Linked DNA regions of Mus musculus: region 2 is linked to region 1. The links are chromatin loops, found by intact Hi-C in ENCODE. Cell type or tissue: left cerebral cortex. All regions are shown on one strand. Each heading gives the region's core, and the rest is flanking DNA. Links, peaks and the distances in the headings are about the cores only.

Region 1 (6,873 bases), core at 947-5,946:
GTGTGGCACTGCACACATGTGGAGATCAGCGACAGCTTCCAGGAGTTGGTTCTCTCCTACTACTCTGTAGGTTCTGGTCACCTGGCTCAGTGACAAGCACTTTCCCTAACTGGGCCGTCTCAGCGGCTCCTGGGTTTATCATTATTGCTCTAGTTAGTATATGATGCCTATCCATCGTTTTCTATCCATCTGCTTCCGTGAACGGAGATGCACAGCATATGTCAGGATTTCTTTGCCCACATCTGATAGTCTCTGATTCTAACAGGAGTTCCATCTGCTAATGTCCACTGTAATTAATATTCTAGGGCTTAATCGTATCAGTTTACCTTTTGAATTTCTACCCCCTTTACTGTATACTTCTAATTATAAAGATTTTTTTCTTCTTCTTACACTCTCCTTGTGGAGTTAGTGTGCTCTATTTGTTTCTCTTGGAGCTTTACTGGAAAGCTCATCATACGCCTCCCTTCTGAAGGTTTGGAGTCAGATATTCTCAGCTCTCAGCAAAGACCGTTAGAACCATCTACCTCCATCTTATGTGCCACAGCTACCCACTATTTCAGCTTTTTGGCTTTGTTTGTTTTTGTTTTGTTTTGTTTTGTTTTGAGGCAGGGTCTCATCCTAGCCCAGGCTGGCCTTTTGGCAATCTTCCTACTGCAGCCTCCAAGTGCTGGGACTCTGCTGTTGTTTTTACCTAACAGTTAAGTGATGCTCTTTTCACTCTGTAAACAGGTTGACCCTTTATCCATCACTTTCTGTTTTCCAAACTTGCTTCTGAGAGAATTATTTTTCTTTTTGTTAAAATAGGTTTCTTTTTTTAAAAATTTTTTCAAGTTCTTCTTTAACTAATTCATCCATTTAGTCTTTATAATTTCTTTAAAACTGACTATGTGTGGTTCTATCCTTCACTTATATAAATGTTTAGATGTTGAGTGTTCTGCATCTGACCATTTTTAGGGACTGGTATGTGTGTGGGGGGTGAGTGTTTGTGTGTGTGTGGGGTGAGTGTTTGTGTGTGGGGGGAAATGAGTGTCTGTGTGTGGGGGTATGTGAATGTTTGTGTGTGTATGTGTGTGTGGGGTGAGTGTGTGTGTATGTGTGTGTGTGTGTAGGTGAGTGTGTATGTGGGGGGGTGAGTGTTTGTGGGGGGGTGAGTGTGTGTGTGGGGTGAGTGTGTGTGTATGTATATGGGGGTTAATGTTTGTGTGTGTATGTGTGCAGGGGGTGTGTGTGTATGTGTGGGGGGTGAGTGTGTGTGTATATGGGGTGTGGGGGGGTGAGTATGTGTGTGTGGGGTGAGTGTGTGTGTATGTGGGGGGGTGAGTGTGTGTGTATGTGGGGTGTGGGGGTGAGTATGTGGGGGGGTAAATGTTTATGTGGGGGGGTGTATGGTGTGGGGGTGAGTATGTGTGTGTGGGGTGAGTGTGTGTGTATGTGGGGGGTCAGTGTGTGTGTATGTGGGGTGTGGGGGTGAGTATGTGTGTGGGGGGTGAGTGTGTGTGTGTGTGTCCCTGCTTATATTCCCCTGCTGTGGTGAGTCCAGCCTGTGAGCTCTCTTCTTGGCTTTACCTGGTGAAACCTCCCAGGGACTCACTGGTAAACTGAGGTGGTCTCCTCTGCAGAGGACCTCAGACCCATGTCAGCCCCTGCAGGGCCTGCACTCGGCACTTCTCACATTCCTGAGAGGGTGTCCAAGACTCTCCTTCATGCTTCAGGCACGGAGAACTCATTCCTTAGCCAGTGCTACCCATACTGAGTCCATCCCTAACACACCACCAGCACCAGCTTCAGTCCCACTGACTTCAGCTCACACATTCTGCTCTTGGAAGGGAAAGTCCTTGGGGACTCTCATAGTTCTGTGGGGACAGTTAATGCCCAGCACATCCTTTATGGTCATGCACAGAAAGGGCCCCAAATTATTACAAGAAGCAGAAATTTGAAATGTTTTATCATAAATCAGCATATAATATGATTGAGTTAGTGTGCACCTGTGATTTCAGAACTTGAGAAGCTGAGACAAGAGGATTGAGCCCAGGTTAGCCTGGGCTACACATCAAGACCCCTGCTCCTCTCCTCCACGAAGGAAAAAAAGAAAGAAAGAAAAAAAGAAAGAAAGAAAGAAAGGAAGAAAGAAAGAAAGAAAGAAAGAAAGAAAGGAAGGAAAGAAGGAAGGACACTCCTCTCAAGCTGTCCCCAGCTCTTGTTGTCACACCTCTGTGTGTATGTCGGCCTGGGGCTGTGTTCATCAAGTTCTGACTACTTAGGACGGTGATTAGAAGTGACCAGATCTTTACAGCAAGCCTGCATCATTTTACAGGAACAAAGTAACTTTTCCAAAACAAAAAAAGAAAGTCAGATGAAGTCAATACCCTTTGTAAAGACTGTTGGTTTGGGAAGGCAGGGGACATGAATAATAGGGTGGGTTTTGTTGTTGTTGTTGTTGTTTACTTTTAAAATATAAGCATTCAACAGAAGGCCTCATAAGCATAAGCATTGCAGTGGCAACCAATGTATGTGTGAGCCCTCTCAGCTGTTGTGTGTGTGCAGAGAAAACCAAGCCTGAGCCTCTGTCAAGGTTGTCAGTAGAGACTGTGGCATCCATGGTGCTGGCTGTGACTATAGAGGCAGCACGATGATCTGCAGTCTAACTGGTTCACCAACCACCACGTATTTTCTGACAGGAATGCTTCCAAGACACACAATGCCTTTAGGTTTCCCACTGCCCAGAGGACTCCTCCTTAAATACTACAAAGACAACACCTTCCAGGGAACTCAGAGGAACTGGGGTGGGAAGGCAATGCTTCTGGAGGGCTCTGGTGCCCCTCTGAGGAAGGCCTGTGAGACCCGCAGAGCCAGCGCTGGGTTGGAGCTGCTCTCTCCAGCCTGCTGCTTGCTGTCAAAGCAGCAATTAGCCTTCAGTGCATTTCTTCCTTCAAAATCAAAATCTTCCAAATAAAAACCACCCAGGCAATCGACAAGAATTAAAACGTAGGGGAAACATCCAAGAGGAGAGAGAAGAAAAAACAAAAAAAACAAAAAAACAGTAAGTGGTGATGCACGGAGGCTGCTTCTGCGCATGCGTTCCTTTGCCTTGCTAATTTACCTCGAAGCAGTCAGTGCAGCTGTTGCAGCGCGAGGCTTTCTAGTGATGCTCTCAGCAGCGCATCCCGCTGTAACTAAATAAGGCAGGCGCATCTTTAGACTCCCACTGATGCAAATGTACCTGTACGATACCATCCTCTTTCCTCTAACTCAGATGCGGAAGTCATTTTCAGTTTCTCCCTCCCTTCTCCAGTGTGACATCCACTTAGCCTGCTGCCTCCCTTGATGTGGTGCTGTCTTCAAACATGACTGTCCCCTCATCTGTCCCACCCAGAGCAGGCCCTGTGCCCAGACAGAAACCATTGTTCCTCGCAGTCTCTCTACAACCCACATCTCCTTCATTTCCACACAAAGCAGTAAGAATTATCTCCCCCAAACAGCTGTTTTCTGTAATAAGAAAGCGAAGTTCTGCGACTAAGCTAAACAGCCCTCCTGTTCAAGGCCTGAACCGCTTCTTAGATGCAAGTTCTAGCAAATTGAAATTTCCAAACACCATTTATTATGCCTTTTGTTAATTGCTCAGAGAACTTTCAAGTATCTGCCCACATTTTTCTGCATATTCAAATTTAGTTTTTATTCCACTTAGTATACAAGCAGTTCTTACACGCCTAATCTGCCTTCTGCTTGTACCCTTCCCCACTGTGGTAGGGATTATTTTACTGTCTTTTCATTCTCTCCGTCTCTCTAGATAAGCACAGTTGACACATGGCTTCGCATCTCCCTTGAGAATAGCAGTGTCCATGTGGCTGGGTGATAATGACATGTAAGGGAGACCGTCAGATGCCACTTGACAGGATGAGGCACTCCTTCCTTCCTTCCTATTACCAAGAATATGCATGTGACGCTGGTGCCCAGGTAGCTATGCCGTGTGAGTTCGGAACAGCCATGAGCCAGAAAGGACCTGAAGCTGCTAACACCACAGGAAGCCGCATCATAGTCCCCCAACACCTATCCTACTGAACTTAAGCCCCTGGGATTTCCGTGGCTCCCCCTATTGCCGACAGGTGACTACCCACTTGGCACGCATCTCTCCTTCTCTGTGTACCATTTGTTACTTCTCTTGTCTCAGGAAGGAAGCCCCTGACCAATTCATTTCCTTTTTCTTATTCTTGTCCCAAAATATCTGCTTTATTTCTTCCTTTAAAGTGCAGCTTGTGATCCAACTCCTTCACAGAAATGGAGACTGTGGACTGGTACTACAGCGACACTGCCTCAGACTAGACACTGCCTCAGACTAGTCGCTCCCTTCTAAGCATAAGCACATATGTATCTAGTGCAGACTGCAGTAAATGAAACAAAATAACCCAACCGAGGTTCTGTTAACAGGCCTCCAGCAGCGTCTGCATCCAAACCTGCACTTCCAGCAGTACTTCCCACCGCCTCGCACCTGGACCCCGTTGTCGTGGAGCAAGTACATCTCGCCATGTCACTTCCATGACAGCAGAAACACTAGATTTGCTTATCACACCTAGTGTAGTGCCTGGCAGATGGCAGGCCATTCTCTCTATATGTGTGTGCTGCTAAACAAATTTCATTATAACAAAGCTTCAGAATTTATTTTTCCTTTGAGGCATGGTCCAGCTGTGTGGCACAGGTTAGCTTCAAGCTCGGTTCTCCTGACTGGGTCCTTTAGTACTGCGGTTTCAGTTGTGTGCCACTATGTCTTCAAGTTCATGATTTAAAAAAACAGCCATTCAGAGCTCTTCTTGGTGACCGAGGTGTGTCATAACATTGGGAGATGCTGCTTGGATCGTACTCTATGACTATAAAATTAACAAACCAGAATTTCTTGTGTGCCTCACAGACATGGCACACATGGGACGAGTTACTTCTATAGTGACAAGTTTGTTGTCACCCAAGCTGTGGCTGGCTAGAGGCAGGAGCATGTGACCCTCCTGCTCCTCCACGGGGCCACCACTTGCTTCAGCACTGCAGCCATGTCTCTGTTTAAATTCCTCTCCTCCAAAATGCTGCCCCGTCCCATATCTGCCCCTGACTAAAGCCGCCCCTGCCTGCTGTCCCTTTTGATAAAGGACGCACTACTATCTGACGTGCTTTATGCTCTTCTGAGCATGTGTGCCCATAGGCTGGCCTCTGCCACAGAGGCTCTGTGAGGAAGGGAACTTGACTCCCTCACTGCTGTTGCCTCCACTGCTACAGGGCAGTCAGACTCCAAGTAAGAAAGCTCAAGAAGACAGGGAGTCAACACGTGACAGAAAGGCCGGGAGATGGGCCCACTGGTAAAGGGCCTACCATGCAAGCATGAGGACCTATGTAATCCATATGACTTGCAAGTGACCACCTTTGCTCCCCAGAGCTGAATAGAGACAAATGCTAACAGCACTGAAGCTGGACTTTACATCAGTACCTGGCTACTGAGCCCAGAAGCCATGTAAGAAGCCAGCTACTGCAGCACAATCTGTAATCCCAGCACTCTGGGCAGACACAAGGGGCCCCTGACCAGCCACCCTGCTTGAACTGACAAGGTCCCGGCTCAGGGAGACACCCTGCCTCAAAAAAAAAAAAAAAAAATAGTGGGACTCAGTTAAGAGTTAAGGAAGATACTGGCATTGGCCTCCAGTCTCCATATTCACATGTACCCTCAAGGTGCACACACCTACATGTATATAACACACATACACACACACACACACACACACGAGCAAGAAAGATGACAGAAAACAGCAAAAGTGACAAATAAGCTCAGACGAGTCGTAGCTGGTGTCACACTTCTTAGGGTCAGCTGTGGGGTGCTTATTTCATGATAAATGGGTCCCCTGAAAAAGATGTTCCACTAGTTCTAGAAGTATTTGGTGGTGTTTACTGTTATAACTACAAAGAACCCCTTTTAATGCCTCTCTTTGTCAGTGACCCACAGCTACAAGGTGACCCTTGACAAAGTCAGCGGAGGATGAGTTCAGAGCTAGTTTGTGCTGATGTAACTGCTGGTATTTTAAGTTTCTGTGCTTTGCTGACAATCGGGATTCACTGCTCATGCTGACTCCCTGCAGCTCTTTGGGGGTTTGCTGAACAGCTATCTTGGTGAGCTCAGTCTGCTAACAGCACCGTGAAATGGGTGACTCAGAAACAACAGTACTCGTTTCCAAACATGAGATGCTTGCAATCAGAGCGTTTGCAAGGGCAGGCCCTAAGAAGCTGCCTCTTCCCACAGCAGCAGGAGTGTAAGCGAGCTCTCTAGGGTCTCAGGGCTCACTCCTGTTGAGGGCTCTACCCCTGGAACCTAACCATCTCCCAGGGGCCCCACCTCCCACCAGCGCACTGTGAACTCCATTTCAACATAGGGGTGGGGGCAAACCTTCAGTCCAGCATCATGGCATGGATGCTGTCTGTGAGCAGGAGGCGATCTGTGATGCCCCGCGGATGCCTGCATTTCTAGCACTGATTTTGGTTGCTTTCAAGGGGCAGCTAAGACTAAGCCGGACTTCACCCATGTTTTCTTCTCCTAAGCGCCCGCCTACCTTCATGCTCAACCCACCAGTAGGTACCTGAGAAGCTACAGTAAGAGGGCGTTCTTTGATGTTTCAGAAAGATTAATAGGAAAGATCATTTCCTTTCCCTTATAATGTTATATCTCCCCCACCCTCGCTTTCAAAGTTCAGCAATCCAGAGTCAAAGTTGCAGGCAAAGGAAAGCCTTACAAAGAATCATGCTAGAAAAAAATATTTAAATTATGTTGGAATCTTCACCACATTTTTAAAAACATGCCCATGTACCCAGCCCCCAACTCCCAGAAAGTAAGCCTCCTTCATATTC
Region 2 (6,873 bases), core at 715-5,714, 61 kb after region 1:
CAGCAAGAAAATCATGAGTTCAAGAGTGAGTGGCCCAGGCTACACAGTAGGACTGTCTCAAAAGAAAGAACAAGCTTAAGCCGGGACGTGGTGGTGCACGCCTTTAATCCCAGCACTTGGGAGGCAGAGGCAGGCAGATTTCTGAGTTCGAGGCCAGCCTGGTCTACAAAGTGAATTCCAGGACAGCTGGGGCAACACAGAAAAACACCCAAGGCATAAATATCTTGACATTCAAGGCCAACCTGGGCTACATAATGAGTTCATAGCCAACCTGAGCTATGTAGCAAGACACCCCCCCAAAAAAAAGGCCATATGTAAATATTATAAACATAAAAATTATACTCTGTACTTGTCTATATGTTTTCTATTTTTTGACTGAGCATAAAAAGATCACATCAGATCTAGAAGTTAGAGTTGAGCGCGCTTTCTCATGACTTGATTTTTCAGCTTAAAAGCTCTCCACACTTTGAGTTGTGAGCGGCATCCTTTGCCTCCCAGCTTGGTTCTGGTTCATCTGACTAAATGTGGCACCCCATAGGATCATGGGGTCCAGGCTTACGCTGCACACAATGTCAGCTGAGCTGCTTGTTCCCTTAGTGAAAGGGAATGTGTACAAAATGTGAGAAAACATTACTTTTTTAGCACATTAAAAAAAATATTAGTGCTAGAGAAATGGCTCAACAGTGAAAAGCATAGACTGCTCTTTCAGAGGACCTGAGGTCGGTCACAGACACACACAGACACAGACACACACACACACACACACACACACACACACACGTCCCTGTTTTGTTATTTTAATTCATTAGCAAAGCAGACATTTCATATTTTGGCCAGATGGCTTTTTAAGGAATCATCTTTTAAAGGTTAACCATAGAGCAACTGCCAGCTACATGATATGTGTTCAATACATGGTTTGTTTCTTGTTTTTGAAGACTGTGCTCTCCCAGACAAAAGACAACTTTGGTCGTTTAAAACAGCAGTCGACAAGAACGGCTTCTGATTGCTTCTCTTCTCGGTGCACGGGAGAAGTCATTATCAGAGATGGGAAGTTGGAGGAAAGAGCCAGAAGTATGACAGCACCGGTATTGTTGAGAGCAGATTGTGATTGTGTCGGTGTTATTGCGATGCACACTCCTGTGAGGGATTTATCGCTAGACCGGATTAGAGCTGTGTTGTTAATGTAATGAAGGATTGATTGGCCCAGAGCCCTCACCTCCCCCTGAGCCAACCTCTGAAGCACGGCTCCTGCCCTTTCAGCAGCGTCCCCAGCTCACAAATGCAATCCAGTAACAGACCCTAATCTCAAACCCCAGACAACTTTCCTAACAACACACCTCCCTATCACTTGCCAGCAGTGTCCTGTTCTCCTCAACATTCCCCCAAAAGCCCTCAAACCAGGGAGCTTTCGGGGAGTTAAAAAGGGAAATGCAGGATTGCCTGGCTCTATTGGTATTTTTCATATCTTAGTCAACTTGAATCAGAACCAGGACAGAATCCCTACAACTCTTGCTCCTGAGATTCGCTAGTTCTTCCCACTGCTCTGACTGCTTGCCTCTGGGCTGTGTGAGCGGCAGCTGATCACCTCTTGGTGTGTTTAGAGCTGTTCTTGCCCTAGACAGTCTAAGCGGTAATCGACACTGCCATGTGGTTGTAGAACCCATGAGTTGGGGTTAGGCTCCCGTTGGACAGCAGGAATCAGGCAGAACTGTGAATGCTCTACCCAAAAAAGGAAAAGAAAACTCCAAGGAACACCCTTGGCCTTAAGGGAGAAGTTCAGATGGATACTGAACTTGTATTGGAGTCTCAGCTCCTCCTTTGCCCATAGGTTTGGCTCAGATAAGTAACTTAGACATAGAGGGGTTTGTGGTTCTCTTCAAAACTGAAAGCAATTCTGTTTTCTCAGAATTGTGTGTGTGTGGCGTGGTCGATGTCCCAGCTCCAGGTTAACCAAACCTCAATAATATCCTTTCTGACTCGGGCTCCTGAAGCATTTTAAGATGTTGCCTATTTAGCCGCACAACAGCAAATGGTACAAAGGATGTATATTCTCTAGGATAATGGTTAACAAATAAGGGGAAACTGGAGTCTAGAAGAGATGCTGTAACACCCTTCTCTGACCAGTCCACATATCTTAGATTTCTGTAGGAGATAGACTTTCCCCCTCTGGTGCTGGGAACTGGATTTAGGGTCCCACACAGGTTAGGCAAGCATACTGCCACCAAGATATTTTCTAGTTATTCCCAGCCCGCCATCCCATTTTTGCTAGGTCTCATGTAGTCCAGTCTAGCCTGGAACTCATTACATAGCTGAAGATGACCTTGAACTGCTGGCCCTCCTGCCTCTTAAAGGCTAAGGGTACAGGCGTGCACCACCACACATGGTTTCTGTAGAGTTAGGAATCAAACCTAAGACTTGAGGCCTGCCAGGCAAGCACTCTACCAGCCGAGCTACATCCCCAGCCCTGAAGCATCTTATTTTGTGAGTGGAAAACAGAATGCATACTACCATCTCAGCTGTCTCAGAATTTGCTGCTAAATTCGGAATCAACTTTTACGAAGGTTATTGCAGATGATAATAAATGAAGTTCTTCTGGGATGCCCAAAAGTTATCTTTTTCGAGTTCACCGCAGGGCCCACTGATGGTCCAACTGGGCTCTGAGTGATTAGCACCTTTGGGAAAGAGCCTGCCTGGTTGCTGTTCACCTTGTTTGTTAGTCTGTAATGTATTTCAGTGTGCAGAGTTGTATTATATAAACAATAATTTTTCATTATTATAATAACATTTTCCCATAATTGCAAAAATATTTCTGACCTGAGTTTATTCTTGTCATGGCCGTGTGAGCAAGCAGAGTCTTGCTTGCCTGTGAAATATATTAATAATATATTAATTAGCTTCCCCGCACTGCCCAAACAAGGAGCAGGAAAGATTTATCTAAATCATGAGAACTGAAATGAAGCCAACACTTTATTAATTATAGTTTAAGGGACAGCCTCAGAATTTAAGTAGCACAGCAAAATTCAGACCTAACTTTTGAGAGGAGATAACAGAAAATACCACTCAATTAACAAAACACTTATTTAGCATCTAGCAGGGGAAAATTCTGGAAGGTCAAAGAGGTTGAGACATAAAATTGGCCAATTTCATTTTATGGTCATAGTTAAAAGGCAATAGAAGGCAAGGTCATAGAAGTGTTTTGATTTACTGTCAATTAACCTCAACATATCGGGTTGAGCTGTATGAAATTGATAAAAATCTGACTAATTTTTAGCGCCCCTAAAGTGGCCACTTGCTAGGATTCGACCTTATACAAAGGTACTTTTGGCATAGTATCCCAGCACCTAAAACACAATGCTCCTTTCATTTCCTTTATGTATCTTTATACCAAATGCTTCATCACTGGCTGAAGCATCCATTGTGAGAATGGCTTCTGCTAGGTGACTCCAGGTCAGGGATTTGGTTCTTGCTGTTTTATATCTCGTCCGCCCCGAGTCATTAATAGCATACACCTTGCAGTTTTAAAGTTTCTCGTTACATTAGACCCATCTCTTGATTCTACTTAAGAGTCATCAACCCCTACCACCTGCCTCCTGCGAGCCCTTCCCCGACTTTATTCTCCAGTGACACTTCTGTTGTTACTGTCACGCATAACCTTCACCTCCCTTCCCACTCACCGGGCAGAGGTGCTTCAAGCTCTCTTTCCCGTCTCCATTCCTTCAACCTTTACTATAGACCAAGCATCTGCTTTTAATAGGTTTGGGGATAGTCCCCCCAGCAAACATTAAATTACCTCATTAAAGATGTATACAGCCTGCTGATGCCAGCTACTGCAGCAACTAAGGAAGAACGTAACTAGTAAATAAAGTCTGTTGAGTACACTAGAAGGGGCAGGTGATGTGAAATATATCAACTGACATACAGTGAGTGGGCCAGGGGATCTCCACACGAGAGAAGTCCTTTACCGGTCAGGGTGAGTCTCTTTTGCATCACTTCCTGGCATGTCATATGTGCTGTGTGAAGGACAACAGTCCACACTGGCTGGTGACAGTTCTAGAAGGTTCTCATGAGCTGTGCTCCTCCCAATTTCTCATTACATAATCTCTGCTACAGAAATCGGATTTACGTGAATAATGGTCACGCCAATAAGGGCAGTCCCAGTGGATTAAAGTTAAGTTTCCTTTGTGAACTTGGATCACCAGTTCTGTGGTGTCAGGTTCTGAATTCCCCAGCTGTCCGTTTAGGATTGCGGGGGACCATGCTTAGGAAACTACCCTAATGGAGAGTCAGCTCTTTTATTTTCAGGTTCTTATCAACTAATTCCCTTCCCTTCACAATATGTACATTAGCATAAGTATGAGTTTAATGCTATCTACCAGAAACCATCCATGCCCTTCCCATGCATTGATTTAATCTTATCCTACAGAATATTGCCACTGTTATATACATTAAAGAGAAGAAAACAGCCATGTGGAGTGTGTACATCTTTAATCCCAGCACTCAGGAGGCAGAGGCAAGCAGATCTCTGTGAATTGAGGACAACCTGGGCTACATAATGAGAATCTGTTGAGAGAGAGAGACAGACAGACAGACAGACAGACAGACAAAACTGAGGCCAGAAAAATCACGTAAACTCCTAAAACTCAGGGCCTTAAGCAGGGTGTCAGTAACTCATTTGATTATCCTGGGAACTCTGTTTAAAAAAAAGCAAATGCTTTCCCAAGAGTATGGGGCTAAGGTGTGACAAAGTTATCACCTTGCCTTTTGATGTATCGGTGAGGCTAAATCAAGGAACACTTGCTCCAGGGACACTATGTTCTCTCTCAGGAAGACCTACTTGCCCCTACACCCGCAGCACAGACAAGGGACACATGCCCTGCCTGTAACCTTCTTGCTAAGTCACATCTAGCTCTATATCTTATCATCACCACCCTGCTGGGGTCCAGATACTGTCAAGAAAGCACTCTCCACTCTCCCTCCCGTTATGCCTAGTGTGCAAGTGCTGATGATGTGACTTGATTCAAAGCAACTTTACAGAAGGTCTCTCAGTCAACCTGAGAGACCGCTGACTCATTTGCACCCTTCTGAGGGGCTCCTATGGCCGCTGCAGTTCTCCTGAATTGGGCCCAGGCCTCAGGAACTCATGCAGATCAGCATGCCAGCACCCTGGCTTCCTCCCAGCTGACGAATGCTGACTTCTTTGGCACAGACTTTGGAGTTGTCTTTGTGTTACATGACAAGCTGCCCCTGCTCTTAACCACCAGGACCCCACTGTACATATCCCCGAGGCAGGATACACAGGTTGCCTTGCAAAAACAGTAAATATCAGGGAGGAAAATGCTGGCTCTTCAGCCCCCACAGTAAGTGCCATCGCTCCACTCTAAAGTTAGAGTAACCAAATAGGAGTCGATTGATATCAGGTCTTATAAACACACACACACACACACACACACACACACACACACACACACACAGATGCTGAAACATAAAGACCCTGACAGCCCAAAGCAAAACAAAAAAGCAACTTCTGTCTCATCCTGGGAATGAAAACTGATAGGCTAGCTCTCCAGGATAAAGAATGGAAAAATGAGCAGGGCACCAGAGTAGAGAGAGCTCCTTACATGCACCTGTGGGCTTAGTTAGCCAGAAGGCTGAGGTGGGGGAGGGGGGCCTGAGCCCAGGAGTTTGAGGTCAACCTATGGAGACTCCAATTTTTAAAACAGAAGAAAAATGGATACTCTTGCTTTTCTACACAGAGAGAGAGAGAGGCAGAGAGACAGAGAGAGAGAGAGTTGTACAATGAATACCAGAACAAAGGTAGTTAGTTACTGTACTGATGAAAGATCTTAGTATAGCCAAGGATTATCTCCTTGTTTAGAGTTAAGCTAAGCCAACTGTTGTGGTAGATGCTCAAAATTGCAGCATTCAAGAGGCTGAGGCATCAGCCTCTTGAATCTAGGGCTAACCTGAGCTTCATTGTAGGTTTGAAGTCAGCCTGGGCTACATGGTGAGATCCTAAATCAAAACAGGACCAAGGAGAAAAAGAGAGGGAATGGGAGGGACTTAAGATAGCCACGTGGACTTACCCATCTTTCCGGAGCTTCACCTCAGGCATCGGCAGAGGCAACCTCTAGAAAGGCAGTAAGGAAAAACAAAGACACAGTTGGCAGCTCAGTGGGGTTCCATTCCCCCATTTCATGTCATCTGCGTGACCTGGGTAAGTTACTTCACCATCCTGGGCTTTCATTCCTTCACCAATAAAATGGAAATAATAAAATAAGAAGAGCCGGCATGGGTTCAATGACAGGTCAGATGACGTCATAGGGAAATGTTATTTAGCCATTTGTTTTGGCGAGTGTTTATGTGTCTTTGTATCAGTGAGTATATTCACAGGGCACACGTGGAGGTCAGAGGACAGCTCGCAGGAGTCACTCTCCTTTCGCTGTGTGGGTTTGGGGATTGAGTCAGGTGATCCGCCTTGGCAGCAAGTTCCTTTGCCCACTGAGCCATCTCCCTGGCTCTCCTTTTCATTTTTATTACATTTAAGATATATTATTTTGCACGCACGCATGTAGATGTATGTGCACACATATATACAAGAGGACAGGGGTTGGTTTTCTCCTTCCACCATGTCAATCCCAGATGAAACTCAGGCTTGATGTCAGGCGGCAGGTAGCTTTACCATTGCCATCTTGCTGGCCTTCTGTGACTCGTTTATAATAGACAGCTGAAATGGGCTACAGGACCCAATAGGAGACTAGTGAGTGTTTTATTTTAATTTTAATTTGAAATTTATGTTTTGCAGACACTTCAGTGTTACTCTTCCCTCTGTCTTCATAGAGAGGCTTAGCCATCGTCGGAGCACAGCCTTTCCTT

The links. A loop is a pair of places that touch in the nucleus more often than their neighbours do. Peaks named below come from ENCODE experiments on the same cell type or tissue, not always from the same donor. Only the 100,000 strongest peaks of a DNase experiment are listed, where the experiment ranks them.
Region 2: it touches region 1 in a loop (2.8-fold over the local background); 1 of 42 quality-filtered maps calls a loop at or near these places.

What each region holds. Positions count from the first base shown.
Region 1 is chr15:80,527,335-80,534,207 of GRCm38, forward strand. All of the region lies in intron 2 of Enthd1 (ENTH domain containing 1), which reads right to left. Among named protein-coding and RNA genes, the nearest start is that of Enthd1, 30 kb to the right of the region's middle. In left cerebral cortex, for the core only: no CTCF peak of the experiment used is centred there; a DNase peak (open chromatin) is centred at 3,127; H3K27ac peaks cover 457 bases.
Region 2 is chr15:80,588,969-80,595,841 of GRCm38, forward strand. All of the region lies in intron 1 of Grap2 (GRB2-related adaptor protein 2), which reads left to right. Among named protein-coding and RNA genes, the nearest start is that of Grap2, 20 kb to the left of the region's middle. In left cerebral cortex, for the core only: no CTCF peak of the experiment used is centred there; no DNase peak of the experiment used is centred there.